Regions from separate parts of the Homo sapiens genome. Here region 2 is linked to region 1. A link is an interaction called in ENCODE POLR2A ChIA-PET data of the cell type or tissue named here. Cell type or tissue: A673. All regions are shown on one strand.

Region 1 (8,000 bases):
GACATTTGAGAGAAAATTCAGAGTAGCACTCTTAGGATTAAGAGAATAGAAGGAGTTGAAGATTACATCAAGTTTTTAGTTTGAATTTGAACATTTGAGCATATAAGAAGAGAAGCAAGAAGGGGGAAGGAAGGAGAGATGATTAATTCAATTTTGAATACTTTGAGTTTGAGGAGCCTGCACATTCCAGGGAGAGCCATTGTATATGCAGCTGGTAGCCTGGAGGACAGGTTGGGGCCAGAGATACAGTTTGGGCTGCCGTAGTTGGAACCATTTGATTGGGTGAGGAACCCAGAGAGATCACATGGAGAGAGAAGAGAAACAGTCAAGCCCAGGGGAAACTGAGATTCCCTCCGTTCTTTTTGAAAGTTCAATGTCTTTCTCCCTTTTATAGAAATTATCTAAAAACCAACAACAGATCACAGTAAGTAGAAATGCCAATTTTTACCCCCAGAAATTCTTTAACTTCTGGCACTCTAAGAGGTGAGCTGGCACTTTCAGATTCAGGAGTGCTTGTCTGGGAGTTGACAGCTGTGTAACTTTAGGTAATGCAAGGCCTTTGGTGGAGTCAGCTCATTCAGGAGTCTACCAACAGCTCTTGAAATGTCTGCACATGAATCCCCAGGTGCAGGAGCCAGCCCAGCGCAGAGGGAGAAGCTTGAGTCAGAGCATCAACACAATGGAACTTTCAACATCCCTGTTCTTTTTTTCTTTTCCGTTGAAGTGGAGTTTTGCTCTGTTGCCCAGGCTGGAGTGCAGTGGCACGATCTCCGCTCACCACAACCTCCACTTCCCGGGTTCAAGTGATTCTCCTGCCTCAGCCTCCTGAGTAGCTGGGACTGCAGGCGCCTGCCACCATGCCCAGCTAATTTTTGTATTTTTAGTAGAGACGGGATTTCACTATGTTCAAGGCCAGGCTGGTCTTGAACTCCTGACCACGTGATCTGCCTGCCTCAGCCTCCCAAAGTGCTGGGATTACAGACGTGAGCCACCTTGCCCAGCCTCAACATCCCTTTTCTTATTCGCTATCTTGAAATATCTGAAGACTTTGTGATGGCAAGTGGTTCAAGCATTTTCTGGTGGTGACCACTGCGGGGAACCACAGGCCAGGTGAATGAGAGAGGCCTCTCTATCCATTCCTCTCTCATCTCATCTTCTGTACTCTCGGCCTCATCCTGCACTAGTCACACTGGCCTCATACAAGTCACTCTCCTGCCACAAAAGCCTCGGCTGTGCTCCACCTGGAGTGCTCTTCCTAGATAGCTGCAAGGTTAACTCCTGCCCAAATGTCATCTTTTTAATGAGGCCTACCTTGGCCTCTTTAGTTTAAATTGCATCTGTCCAGGCCAGGTGTGTTGGCTCATGCCTATAATCCCAGCACTTTGGGAGGCTGAAGTGGGCGTATCACCTGAGGTCAGGGGTTCGAGACCAGCCTGGCCAACATGGTGAAACCCCATCTCTACTAAAAATACAAAAATTAGCTGGGCATAGTGGCACATGCCTGTAGTCCCAGCTACTCAGGAGGCTGAGGCAGGAGAATCACTTGAACCCAGTAGGTGGAGGTTGCAGTGAGCCAAGATCACACCACTGCACCCCAGTCGGGCAACAGAGTGTGACTCCGGCTCAAAAATAAATAAATAAATAAATTGTATCTGTCCTTGTCTGCAACTTACACCACCACCAAGTAACCTCCTCCTTGAAGTTATGTGGGAGAAATTTCTCCAGCTCTTCTAAAAGGGGTTGTGAAAATACTCTCATCTCACAACCAGCTAGAGCAGACCTCTTTTCTTCCAGAGAGTTCCAACGTTCTGGCTTGGGACTCATGTCCATGAGTCCAATTTTTTTTTTTAATTATACTTTGAGTTCTAGGGTACATGTGCACAACGTGCAGGTTTGTTACATATGTATACATGTGCCATGTTGGTGTGCTGCACCCATTAACTCGTCATTTACATTAGGTATATCTCCTAATGCTTGTCCAATTGGTTTTTACAGTCAAATGCTGACCGTAATATCTGTTTACTAAAATAAATAGAAAAAACATGAGAGAACATTTCTCAAAAGGCCCTTTTAACATATAGACTTACTTCTTGATATTTAAGAAGAATCCACTTTTTTGCTATACAATTACACAGTTTAAACCTAGTGTTACAGCCATTGTTCATAATTTGACTTTTCAGTAAATGAAAACACCTATTATACCTAAAAAGACTTGAATTGGGCCAGGAGCGGTGGCTCATCCCTGTAATCTCAGCACTTTGGGAGGCTGAGGTGGGTGGATACCTGAGATCAGGAGTTCAAGACCAGCTGGGCCAACATGGCGAAACCCCCTCTCTACTAAAAATACAAAAATTAGCCGGACGTCGTGGCAGACGCCTGTAATCCCAGCTACTCGGGAGGCTGAGGCAGGAGAATTGCTTGAACCTGGGAGGCGGAGGTTGCAGTGGGCTGAGATCGCACCATTGCACTCTAGCCTGGGAGACAAGAGCGAAACTCTGTCTCAAAAAAAAAAAAAAAGACTTGAATTGTTCCTTCCTATAAAACCTTATGTATTACCACTCCTAAACAGATATAATTATACCTTTAAAAAATTATAGACTAGGCCGGGTGCAGTGGCTCACACATGTAATCCCAGGACTTTGGGAGGCCGAGGTCGGCAGATCATGAGGTCAGGAGTTCGAGACCAGCCTGACCAGCACAGTGAAACCCCCTCTCTACTAAAAATACAAAAATTAGCTGGGCATGGTGGCTTGTGCCTGTAATCCCAGCTACTAGGGAGGCTGAGGCAGGAGAATTGCTTGAACCCGGGAGGCAGAGATTGCAGTGAGCCGAGATTGCGCCACTGCACTCTAGCCTAGGCGACAGAGCGAGACTTCATCTCAAAAAAAAAAAAAAATTATAGAATAAGGTTAGAGTTCGTTTATTTTGATAATATATACTTCTTCTTCAAATATTATTATTTTCATTCTCTAAAGGTTTTATCAAGATCAAAGAGATCAACCTAGAAATAGACATTAAAATGTTTCAATGTCTCCATTTTTTCTATCAAAGAACTAAAGACCTGGAGAGCGTCAGTGGCCTGCCTGAAGTCACTCAACTGGTTGACCATAAGCTAATCCTGGGAGCCAGGCCATGTGAAGGCTACTAGAATCATATCTCTGTTATCCCAGACCACCTTCAAAATAGTTTGGGCGTAGTTGTTCTGTTAGCCAGATTGTATTTATTTATTAGCTAACACTAGCTAATAAATTTGGGGAAAATCAGACCAAGCCACTATTACAGCATAACACTAGCACTCTTACATATGTAATGAGATTTAATTTGAAAATATGCAGAACCCTCTTCTATAAATTTTGAGTGCATGCTCTGGCAGTTTACCCTCTGGCTTTAGCCAATTTATCATAAAGTATTAATTACCTCCGTGTTTCTGTGTGTGCGTATGTAGCTATTTCTTAGGATTAATGAGGAAGAGTTGGATCAAAAGGAATGGGCTTTGTATTCTCAAAAATGGCTGAGTGGAGTTTAAGGGTTCTCACTACAAAAAACAAGTATATGTGGTGACATCTGTGTTAATTCCCTTCATTTAGCCATTCCACAATGTATACATATTTCAAAACCTGTTGTACATGATAAATATATACAATTTTATGTCCATTTAAAATGATTAATTAGTGTTTTTAAAGGAATGAGCTAAATGTTCACCACATAAAGAAACATTAGAGACCTTGTGGAGTGAAATTATTGGAATGAAATAGTATCACCATGGGCACCAAATTGAGGCTCCTCAGACACTGTGGGACCAGGGACCTCTGAGAAGATTCCATCAACCTCCTGCTTCTCCTTAACATATTCTCGATGGCAGGTTGCTAGTGACATTTGGTCCCTCTCCTCCCCCTTTCCACTTCCAGTTCTCAAGTCACAAACATGAAGACAAGTTTTAGCCATGTTACTCTGTTAATCTACACACTTACTTCAAGGAAAGAATAAATTGATAGGCCAGGCACGGTGGCTCATGCCTCTAATCCCAACACTTTGGGAGGCCAAGGCAGGAGGACTCCTTCAGGCCTAGAGTTCAAGACCAGCCTGGGCAACATAGTGAGACCTCGTCCCTACTGAAAAAAAAAAAAAAATTAGCTGGGTGTGGTGGCACACACTTGTAGTTCCAGCTACTTGAGAGGCTGAGACTGGAGGATCATTTGAGGTCAGAAATTTGAAGCTGCAGTGAGCCATGATTGTGCTGCTCGCTGCACTCCAGCCTGGGCAAAAAAACAAGACCCTGTGTCTTAAAAAAAGGAAAAAAATAAATAAATTGATAGTAAACTCCAGTCTCCAATATGGAATGGCACAGAGCTGAAAATATATTATTCCTTATCTGTCTTCTGTGCTAGGAGTTCATTTGTTAGAGTAATTGCAGAGATTTTGCAACTGTTTATACAGCATTTGAAATCCTAGACTTTTACTCCCATGAGACTACCATAGTCAGACTGTTTACGTCTCTTAGCAGTAGAACGAGAGTCACTTTATTATCTTAAATGTGAGCTCCCCTCATCTTGCCCTATTTCCTGATCACCAAGCTTCACCAAGAGATTGGAAGAGACATTAACAATTGAGGAGACTGGGGAATTTTAGGTAGCCCATTGTCACTAAGGTATAGCTATTTTCCAGAAAAAAAAAATTCTAAAGAAGCAAAATATCTTTAACAAACTTATTCATGCTTACACCAAATTAAAGGGGGGACCATGGCAAATTCTATTCTACAGTTCGTTGTCCCAGAGCCTTGACAATTTGGAATGCAGGCTGTGCCCGGATGGCAGGAATTTGGAATCAGTTTACAATGTGTGATATGATAACACATGTTCTGGATCAGCGGCAGGGGAATGTTTGGAGCCGTAATTCTGTCCGTCTCCCCATTAGCAGGAAGCCATGCTAAACTCACAGCTGGAGAAGTGCCTAAAAAGAACTAGGTTCTTTGTGTGTGTGAGAGAGTGTATTTATAAAGACAACACAAAACCCAGCCCCAGGGATAAATGCTAAATTAAGGTCATCAAAAATGAAACAGTACATTCATCACATGGATAAATTGGTATCTCGTTGAGATCACTACTTTTCTCAGCTAGAAGCGTGGCTCTATACCCTCATACATCTGGGCTTCATGTTACAGGGGATGTTTAACAACATTAGAGAAAGAAAACCCTAGACCCATTGGCAAGCAGAAAGTCAAATGGAAAATGTTCACTTTAATAAGGCACAAAGGGATGTATACAAGATTCAAACAACATGAGTTGAAACCTGATATCCCTGAGGCTTGAGGTAAAAACGGACTCTTGGCTCTGGTGAGCCAAACATTAAGGAAACATGTAAGCACGTGTAAGTGCAAGCATGAAGCTAGCATAATTCAGCAGGCTTTGTGAAGCCAAACGCTGAGCTTAGGCAAGAAAGACTGAACGTTGTCCTTTGAAAAGATGTAAGTTATTGGCACATTGAGGTTAGCAGAAAGAATGATTTATATAATGTAGTCTTGCTTTCATGTCTCTCTCTCTCTCTATCTCTCTCTTTTTTTTTTTTTTTCCTTTTTGAGACAGGGTCTTGCTCTGTAGCCCAGGCTGAAGTGCAGTGGTGCAATCACAGCTCACTACAGCCTCAACTTCCTAGGCTCAAGTGATCTTCCTGTCCCAGCCTTCCAAGTACCTGGGACCACAGGTGCACGGACACAATGCTCGACTAATATTTTTATTTATTGTAGAGACAGGGTCTCACTACATTGCTTAGGCTGGTCTCGAACTCATGGGCTCAAGCGAAAGTGCTGAAACCGTAGGTGTGAGCCACTGCACCTGTCTTCTCTCTCTCTCTTTTTTTTTTTGAGACAGAGTCTCGCTGTGGAGTGCAGTGGCGCAAATTCTGCTGACTACAACCTCCGCCTCCCAGTTCAAGCAATTCTCCTGTCTCAGCCTCCTGAGTAGCTGGGACTACAGGCGTGCACCACCATGCCCAGCTAATTTTTTGTATTTTTAGCAGAGTTGGAATTTCACCATGTTGTCTAGGCTGGTCTTGAACTCCTGGCCTCAAGTGATCCACCTGCCTCAGCCTCCCACTGGCTTCTCTTTTCTTAAAGTCTATAGTGTTCTGTACTTTTCTAATGGTTTCCTACTTCAACTGTACTTACATAGACACAGCACTTCTCTCATGATTATCCTGAATGAATGAATTAGTGATTATGTTATTTAAAATATTCAAACTATGAAAGTACTGAGGCAGTCATGGTTGATTTGGTGTTTTTATACTATTTCACTAATTTGCAACATCATCAATTTAATTATGGCTGGCTTAAAGTCACCAAAAATCTACTAAAAAGTCAATCTGGTTTAATAATCAAGATAATATCATAGCTTCAGATAGGAAGATGATCATGATTTTACCATCATGATCCCATCTAATTGTTCAAATAGATACCATCTAATTGTTCAAAATTAGAACCATAAGACTTTGTAAGGCCGGGTGTGGTGGCTCACGCCTGTAATCCCAGCACTTTGGGAGGCTGAGGTGGCGGATCACAAGGTCAGAAGATTGAGACCATCCTGGCTAATACAGTGAAACCCCGTCTCTATTAAAAATACAAAAAATTAGCTGGGTGTGGTGGCAGGTGCCTGTAGTCCCAGCTACTCGGGAGGCTGAGACAGGAAAATGGTGTGAACCTGGGAGGTGGAGCTTGCAGTGAGCCGAGATCGCGCCACTGCACTCCAGCCCGGGTGACAGTGCTAGACTCCATCTCAAAAAAAAAAAAAAAAGACTTTGTAAAACCATCAACTGATTTAGTGTATAGTTAAAGAACACTGTGGCTAACTCTGCAGTCTTTTTGTAGAGGGAAGCCCTAGTTTTCAGGGCAAGGATTTATAAAGCATTTTTCTGTTGGCAAAGTGCTTCTACACACATTTAATTGAATCCTCTCGACCTTGTACCTTTTTACTCTAATATACGATTTGGGCTTCTTCTTCAGAGGTGATCAGAAGTATTTGGTCTTAGTATTTGAGCAACATTTTTCCAGAGTTCTGTCTTCATTACATCAACTTCCTCTGACAGCTAGAAAGACTGTCTTAGCCATTTCCTCTTCAGAGCCCTGTTGCTTTCGAGCCAGTGACCTGTGTACCAGTTTCCTGCTCCACAGATGCCTTTAGTGAGAAGAGTCCAGTCGCTGACTCCATTCCCATTTGGGTCACAGCCCCAACCCATCACTTCTCTTTGATGACCCACTCTACAATCTTCCAGTTTGTATCCCATTAAACCACACACAAGTTTTCCCCACTTTCCATTGAAAATTAAAAATCTTTTGATAGAAAAATACATAAACTAACAAATTGCTTATGACCACAGCATCCGAAGGTTTTTGGTTCTCGGTTTGTGTTTAGGTGGACAATCGTCATTAGCGTTGATCCTAGCACTCACACACCTTGCAAGTGGAACTGTATCGATCTGCCTCCCCAACCCCACATCCTGCTCATGTGGGAAATGCTTTCCTCCACTCTTACTCAACTTTACAGCCTCCAAGTCCCTTCTACTCCAACCTCCTGTGTGTGTATAACATTCTTTTATGCTTTTTTCTCTTTACAATATTTTAAAAATCCTTTGTCATTGTCTTGAGTAGTTTCTTACTGAAGTTATTGTAGTATTCTTTGCCATTTCCATGTTACTGGATTTATTTTGGGTGTTTCCAGTTTGGAGTTATTACAGATAACCTTGCCATAAATATCTGGTAAAATATTTTTCATTTAAAATTATTTTCTCAAAATAAATTTCTAAGAATACCGTTGTGGCAAAGGGTATAGTCTTTTTTTTTTTTTTTTGAGATGGAGTCTCATTCTGCCACCCAGGTAGGAGTGCAGTGGCACAGTCTCGGCTCACTACAATCTCTGCCTCCCAGGTTCAAGCGATTCTCCTGCCTCATCCTCCTGAGTAGCTGGGGTTACAGTCGCCCACCGCCACACCTGGCTAATTTTCGTCTTTTT
Region 2 (8,000 bases), 740 kb before region 1:
GCACTTAATTTCTTTCTAATTCATAAAGCTCTTTTCTGAACTTTGGTGCCAGAATCATTTAGGACTTATTGGTTGTCTATTTAGCTTGATGCAAAGACCTAACCTAGAGGGAATTAGTTGGGTAAATTGTGGCACATCCTTATGCTGTTGTACATGGACATAAAAAATGGTTGTGATATATTTGAATTTTATTTTATTTTATTTTTACTTGTCTTTGTCAGGCAATATATTTGAATTTTAAAAAGCAAGTTACAATCATGCACAGTGTACTACTTTTTGTTAAAAAAAAAAAAAAACCACATGCATGCAAAAATGCACATTCACACATTGCAACCTACACAGCCTAGAAGAGTATACACCAAAATGTGAGCAATGATGAACTCAGAGTGGTGAAATTATGGGTGACTTTTACATTTTCTTTATTTTGTTTTTCTAAATGTTATGATTTTTCTTTTCTTTTTTTTCTGTCTCTTTATTAGAGACAGAGTTTCACCATGTTGCCCAGGCTGGTCTCAAACTCCTGAGCTCAGGCCATCCATCCACCTCAAACTTCCACACTGCTGGGATTACAGGTGTGAGCCACCATGACTGGACAAAATGTTATGATTTTTCTTGATAGATATGTGTAAGAAGCTTCTTCACCTGCCTTAAACTTCTTATCCTTCTCTCTTCACACTGAGTTCTTTACAAGCTCCTGGTGTTTATTCTCCTAATTAAATATTTAGTTCTATATTCTTCTCTATGCAAGAAAAGAAGAGTTCTTTGGGAGCAGGAAGGAAAAAAACATCCTCCCACCTATGTCCAATTCAAGGAGAAAACAAGCTGGCTACCAAAACTCCCCTGGGGCTCGTGTTTTCTATGCATGGTGAGAACACTATTCAAGGACGTCTAAGAACTGAGCATATATAATAATTATCTCTTTAGGGTTCTTAGGCTCTGCAGGGCATGCATAAGAGTGGAATACACCAACTCATAAATCTAAATGATTTATAACAACATTATATATACCACAATAAATACTTAAAGAAATAAATGAACAAAACTTAGACTTTGCAGTAGTGCTTTAAAAACATTCAAAAATTAATAGCTACAGTTCGAAGCCCTAGATAGAGTAGTAAATTCTCTATCCGTGTAAGTCTTCTAGAGACCCTGGTACAGTGAAGGCTCAAAGCTGTGCAGGTTGGAAGGAGGATTCTGCAGTGTTAAGCCAGGGCCCTTTGGAATGAGCCTCAGGTCCAGGCCTTTTCCAGTGGAGATCTTTCTCCAGCAGAACACAAACCATCAGGTGAATGACCTGGGTTGGGGTAAATTCATTCGGTCACACCCCATGCCTTGGGCCAAACCATGCACCCAGTTAAAGGGAATGGGTGGCTATTTCTGTATCCCCAAGAATAAAACCAACTGTGACCTCTAATGCTATTGGGGCTAGAAAGGGAAGAAATATGCCTTCTTTCATGTGAATTCATGTAAGGGATGAGGATGGGGAATCATTCACTGAGCAAAGATAATTATTTGCAACTAGAACATCCCTAAGCCTGCAAATAAATCTTCAGAATAAGACCATGAGAGTAAAAGCAATTTCTGGCCCAGGTCTCATGCCCTAAGCACTTCACCTAGACAATCCTCCTGAGAAAAACAAAAAAGTCACTCCTTCCCTAGGCCTGCTGGTTCTGGCCTGGAGGCTGGTTGCTTAAACCAATGATTGTTTTCTAGAGAGCTGTCAGGGAGAGCAAAAGTAATGAAATCATTTCATGTTCTTTATCTGGGAGAGTCAGCCTGTGGCATTCTCAGCACTTCTCTTGAGCTGTATCTATCACTGTCAGACTGTCTTGTGGGAGTGGGGCATGCAGATTAAAAATGACTTCACAGCCCCTCCCTCGCAGGTTAGGGAGCATGACATCTATTGGCAGCTGGGCATCTGATGGCTGAGAGCCAGGCACCACATTGCTACATTTCCACTGGGTCCTTGCTGAAAATATTTCTCCTGAATAATATCTTGGCCCTAATGTTGAACCAACTCCATCCCAGACTCACATCCTCTCTGAGATGATCTTTTGGTGATCTTCCACTCTCCACTGTAGCTTTTCTTCCTACCGCAAATTCAACACTGTAGCAGATTTCCCATGGTGTATTGTTATCGGGGGACCTGCCCCGATAATCACGTAGGTTCTTTTCTATTTTCCTAAGCGTCGACTGGCTTGAGAAATAAAAGGACAGAGTACAAAAGAGAGAAATTTTAAAGCTGGGCGTCCGTGGGAGACATCACACATTGGTAGGATCCGTGATGCCCCACAAGCCACAAAACCAGCAAGTTTTTATTAGGGATTTTCAAAAGGGGAGGGAGTGTGCGAATAGGTGTGGGTGACAGACATCAAGTACTTAAAAGGGTAATAGAATATCAAAAGGCAAGTGGAGGCAGGGCGAGATCACAGGACCACAGGACTGAAACGAAATTAAAATTGCTAATGAAGTTTTGGGCACCATTGTCATTGATAACATCTTATCAGGAGACAGGGTTTTGAGATCAACCGGTATGACGAAAATTTATTAGGCGGGAATTTCCTCTTCCTAATAAGCCTGGGAGCGGTATGGGAGACTGGAGTTTATTGCACCTCTGTAATCTCGACCATAAGAGACAGGTACGCCCCGGGGGGCCAGTTCAGAGACCTACCCCTAGGTGCGCATTCTCTTTCTCAGGGACGTTCCATGCTGAGAAAAGGAATTCAGAGATATTTCTCTCATTTACTTTTGAAAGAAGAGAAATATGGCTCTGTTCTGCCTGGCTCACCGGCAGTCAGAATTTAAGGTTATCTCTCTTATTCCCTGAACAATTGCTGTTATCCTGTTCTTTTTTCAGGGTGCCCACATTTCATATCGGTCAAACACACATGCTGTACAATTTGTGTACTTAACGCAATTATTACAAGGTCCTGAGACGATATACATCCTTCTCGGCTGACAGGATTAAGAGATTAAAGTAAAGACAGGCATAGGAAATCACAAGGGTATTGATTGGGGAAGTGATAAGTGTCCATGAAATCTTTACAATTTATGTTTAGAGATTGCAGTAAAGACAGGCATAAGAAATTACAAAAGTATTAATTTGGGGAACTAATAAATGTCCATAAAATCTTCACAATCCACGTTCTTCTGTCATGGCTTCAGCCGGTTCCTCCATTTGGGATCCCTGACTTCCTGCAACATATTGTAAATATGTTTAAGATTTTCTGTATATTGTGATGTTTTGACATCTTAACCTTTCTGGCTGGGGAGAGATTACCCCTCCAGGAGCTAGCCAATTCTTAGAGGTAGCAAAGGACCCAGAGGGGAACATGCCTTTGATAAGCAGACTAACCAGTCCAGAGCCATATCTCCTCTACCTGGCCCTCAGGAGGCAATATTCCATGATTTAATCATCCCCGGGCCTGGTATCAGGAACCTAGGACCACCACTACAGCTCGGAGCCCACCAAAATTATATCTAAACCAGCCAATACCACACTGTCCACCCTGCTCTGCCTCGACATTCCCTCAGAAACCCCAATCAAGCCACTGGCCTAATGTGTAAATACTTAATGGATGGCAAACTAGCACATGAAAAGATGTTCGACGTCATTTACCATTGGCAAAATGCAAGTTAAAACTACAACAAGGCCAGGCGCGGTGGCTAACGCCTGTAATCCCAGCACTTTGGGAGGCCCAGGCAGGTAGACCACCTGAGGTCAGGAGTTCGAGACCAGCCTGACCAACATGGAGAAACCCTGTCTCTACCAAAAGGTACAAAAAAATTAGCCAGACATGAAGGTGTGTGCCTTTAGTCCCAGCTACTTGAGAGGCTGAGGAAAGAGGATCACTCAACCCCGGAAGACAGAGGTTGCAGTGACCTGAGATCGAGCTACTACAGTCCAGCCTGGGTGACACAGCAAGACTCTGTCTCAAACAAACAAACAAACAAACAAAAAACACAACAGGATACCACCACACAGCTACTAGGATGGCTCTAATTCTGTCACCCAGGCTGGAGTGCAGTGGTGCAATCTCGGCTCGCTGCAACCTCTGCCTCCTGGGCTCAGGCTCAGGTGATTCTCTCACCTCAGCCTCCCAAATAGCTGGGACTATGTGCGTGCACCAACCACCACACCCATTTTTTTGTATTTTTTTAGAGATGGGGTTTTGACATATTGCCCAGGCTGGTCTCGAACTCCTGGACTCAAGTGATCTGCCTTCCTTGGCTTCCCAAAGTGCTGGGATTATAGGCATGAGCCATCACAACCATCCAAATGGCTTAAAAACTGGCTGAGCACAATGGCTCATACCAGTGAGGTCTCTTGAGTCAGAAGTTCAAGACCAGCCTGGGTAACATAGAGAGATCACTGACTCTACAAAATATTTTAAAATTAGCCACACATGGTGAGTGGCACAGGCCTGTAGTTCCAGCCTCTCAGGAGGCTGAGGCAGGAGGATTGCTTGAGCCTGGGAGGTGGAGACTACAGCGAGCCATGATTCTGCCACTGCACTCCAGCCTGGGCGACAGAACAAGACCTTGTCTCAAAAAAATATTTAAATAAATGAATAAATAAATAAAAACTAACTAACAATAAATGCTAAGTGCTGGTCAGGATGTTGTGAAGCAGTTGGAACTCTCTTCTACTGCTAATCGGATATAAAATGGTACAACCACTTTGGAAAACAGTTTGACAGTTTCTTTTTACAGTTAAACATGCACTTACCATGTGACCCAACAATCTCACTCCTAACTGAAATAAAATCCTTTGTTCACATAACAAACTTTGCATGAATGTTAATGGTGGCTTTATTTAAAATTTTCAAGGTCTGGAAACCCAAATGTCCTTCAACTGAAATGGATGAACAAACTATGGTACATCTGTACAATGAAATATTACTTAGTAATACAAAGGAATGAATTAGTGATTCATGCTGCAACATGGATAAACCTCAAAAACATGCTAAATGAAAGAAGCCAGACTCAAAAGTCTGCATACTATTTGATTACAGATTTATGGTTTAGTCTGCATCTTCTAGAGTTTTATTTATGCAAAAGCAAATATTTAGGGACAGAAAACAGACCAGTAGTTGCCAGGGACTGGGGGTAGGGGAGAGGGGTTGACTAGAGGAATCTGAGAAAATCCTGGGAGTAATGGAGTGGATCTATATCTTAATTTTACTGATGGTTACACTACGGTACACATTCATCAAAACTCACTGACCTATTCACTTAGGATGAATTTTGCCATATGGAAATTACACTTTAATCTTCAAAATATGAAGCCAGCATTGGCATTTGTCTTCGGTGTAAATTCCTGTGATGCCGTATCTATGTTCAGTCTTCTTCAGTGGGGCTTGTCCATGCTTCTCTCTCCCCTCTCAGAGTCACTGAAACAAATGCAGGTTTCCCACAGGCTTCCAGCCCTGGAGGAAATTGCTATGGCTGCTTAGTTAGCAGAAGTGACACTAGTAAAGAAAGCCAGCTTGGGATGCTGGCTAAATAGACAGGGAAGGGGCTCTGTCAGAGCTGCCCTTTATACACGGTAACATATCCTCAGTGATCACACAGAGAGTGGAAGTCACTGAGGTTGAGCATGGCCACCATAAGCCGTTTCTCACCTAGGCTCCAGGGTGAAAGGGATTGGAAGCAGCCCTGCCTACCAGGTGGTCAGCACCTGACAAGCTTAAGTAGGCCCCCAAATCCAGCTAACTCCATTCTTCCCTCATCCCAAAAAAGTACTGCATGTCATGGGGCCACTGTCCTTGTGAGCAATGCCGCACTCTTCAGCCAAACAGCCATCTGACTTTGACTTAGAAAAGGCAGAGCCAGGCATCACTCCAAATGGATAGACCCCAAATGTCCCTTGTTTCCATGATGGGCAAGGTCCATTTCAGAGCCAGTTTGGGAAGGTGGCTTCTCTCCATCACAGGAAGCATATGTTTCTGGAAGCCAGCCTTCCACTGGTTCTGGAAAGAATCCTTTGGACCAGAGATGAAGTGGGGCCTGGATTGCTCTGCCAGATGAGTTCCTGTCCGGTCAGCCATGCCCAGGGTGGAGCCCTACCAAGGCAGACCACTTCCCTACCGCGCGGAGGCCAATGGGGGCCAGGATGTGCACCTGACTTCCTGCTTCCACCTTGCCCCAGCTCTGGGCTTCCAGGCTTCTCTCCATTATTTTTCTCTTGTCGTTTGTTCCTAGATCTTGGCTACTCTGACCAGCAGCTTTCTCTCTCTCTCTGTCTATTAAATGGCATTATTAAGGTATAATTGACATGAAATAAGCTGAGCATTTAACTGTACAATTTGATAAATTTTGACATTCATATATACCCAGGTAACCATCACCACCAAATCAAGATAGAGAACACATCCATCACCCCCAAAAGTCTCCTTGTGCCCCCTCGGTCATCCCTCCCTCCTGCCCTTGCCTGTCCCCCATTCCCAAGAAGCACCAATCTGCTGCCTGTCACTAAGGATTAGTCTGCATTTTCTAGAGTTTTACATAAATACAATCACACAGTATGTGTTCTCTCTCTTTCTCCCTCTCTCTCTCTCTCTTTCTCTCTCTGGTCTGTCTGCTTTCACTTAGAAAAATTATCTTGAGATTTATCTATATTGCTGCATGTATCAATAATTTATTCTGTTTTCTTGCTGAGTAGTATTCCATCATATGGCTATGCCATAATTTCTTTACCTGTTCATCTGTTGGTGGATGTTTACATTGTTTCCAGGTTTGGGGAAGCCTTTCTCTTCAACCAGCTGGGCTGGCGGTCCTTCAGAAAACACCCAGCACTCCTTGCTGCCAAGGCTTCTTGCTCTGACCACTTCTGACTTGCTGCAGTGGGAGCAGGAGAGTCACTCCACAGAGTGCAGGAAGATTTGCGAGGAGAGGTGGTCGCATCTCCATACAACCCCTCCACTTCTCCCTGCTCCTCCCCACTACCTCTATTTCAACAGCCTCTCAGATCACAACTGCCCCTTGACTTGAGCCAGGAAGAGAAGGGACCAGATAGCAACTGGGAGGAATGGGACAGGTCAATAGTGACACCTTTCATTTCATGAGTATTTCCCACTGTTTGCCCTTTGAGGACAAAGCAAGTCCCTGTGGAGCGGTAGTTTGCTGACAACTTTTATAACACTGACTCTTAGAATATGTCTTTTAAGAGATTAATAAAGAATGTTTATGGCAGTGCTTCTTAACCTTTGATGTGGACACAAATCATTAGAGGGTCATGTAAAATGCAGATTCTGATTCAGTAGGCTGGGGATGGGACTTGAGACTGCATTTCCAGCAAGCTCGCAGATGACTGGATCCTGCTGTCTTCAGGCTGCATGCTTCAAGGGGTCATTCGCAGGTGTTTAGTTGTTTAATAATTGCTTTTTAACAAGTGTTTAATCACTATCTATAAAACTCTAATAAGTACAGGCTAATGCAAGTTGTCTTCTCTCCTGGAGATCCCCTGCAGCTATTCTGAATTAACCAGGGCCTCCTACTGAATACCCCAAGTGTTCCCTTGAAACTAGGATTGGTGTTAAAGCTAGGTGGTGTCAGATTTTAGCCTGCCAAGAACAGCTCCTCCTGTTGGCAAAATATCTACTGTTTCTCTTGTTTGCTGCCTTATACTGATCTTGGTTCCTGGGAAGTTTGGAACTTATACTGCAAAAATGGGTTATGGTGAAAACAGATGGACTACAAGGATGCAGGAAAAAATGAAAAAAATAGGTTATGGGATAACTTGAATAAGATCTTTTTTCTGTGGGGCCCAACTATCACAGACCCATCTAGGGTGGAAATGAGCTGGTACTGGTAGCTGTGGAAACCACAGATCTCTGGATGCAAAGTTGTGATAAAGTGATCCATTCAATCATGCAAATGAATGTTTATGTCCTGAAACATGCAAGGCACTGTGAATACAGTCCCTTCCCTCAAGGGAGAGCAAGACACAAACTGATATAGCACTCATTTATACCCAGAGGTACAAACTATACAGGAAA

What was found. Peaks named below come from ENCODE experiments on the same cell type or tissue, not always from the same donor. Only the 100,000 strongest peaks of a DNase experiment are listed, where the experiment ranks them.
Region 2: POLR2A ChIA-PET joins it to region 1 with 13 read pairs; 2 of 35 experiments call an interaction of 5 or more read pairs at or near these places.

The regions. Positions count from the first base shown.
Region 1 is chr4:153,443,237-153,451,236 of GRCh38, forward strand. No RefSeq gene overlaps it. Among named protein-coding and RNA genes, the nearest start is that of TMEM131L, 19 kb to the right of the region's middle. RefSeq lists an enhancer at 7,066-7,215. In A673, no CTCF peak of the experiment used is centred here; a DNase peak (open chromatin) is centred at 4,465; H3K4me3 peaks cover 679 bases.
Region 2 is chr4:152,698,566-152,706,565 of GRCh38, forward strand. No RefSeq gene overlaps it. Among named protein-coding and RNA genes, the nearest start is that of TMEM154, 23 kb to the left of the region's middle. RefSeq lists an enhancer at 2,150-2,661. In A673, a CTCF peak has its summit at 7,593 (motif pointing left); a DNase peak (open chromatin) is centred at 846.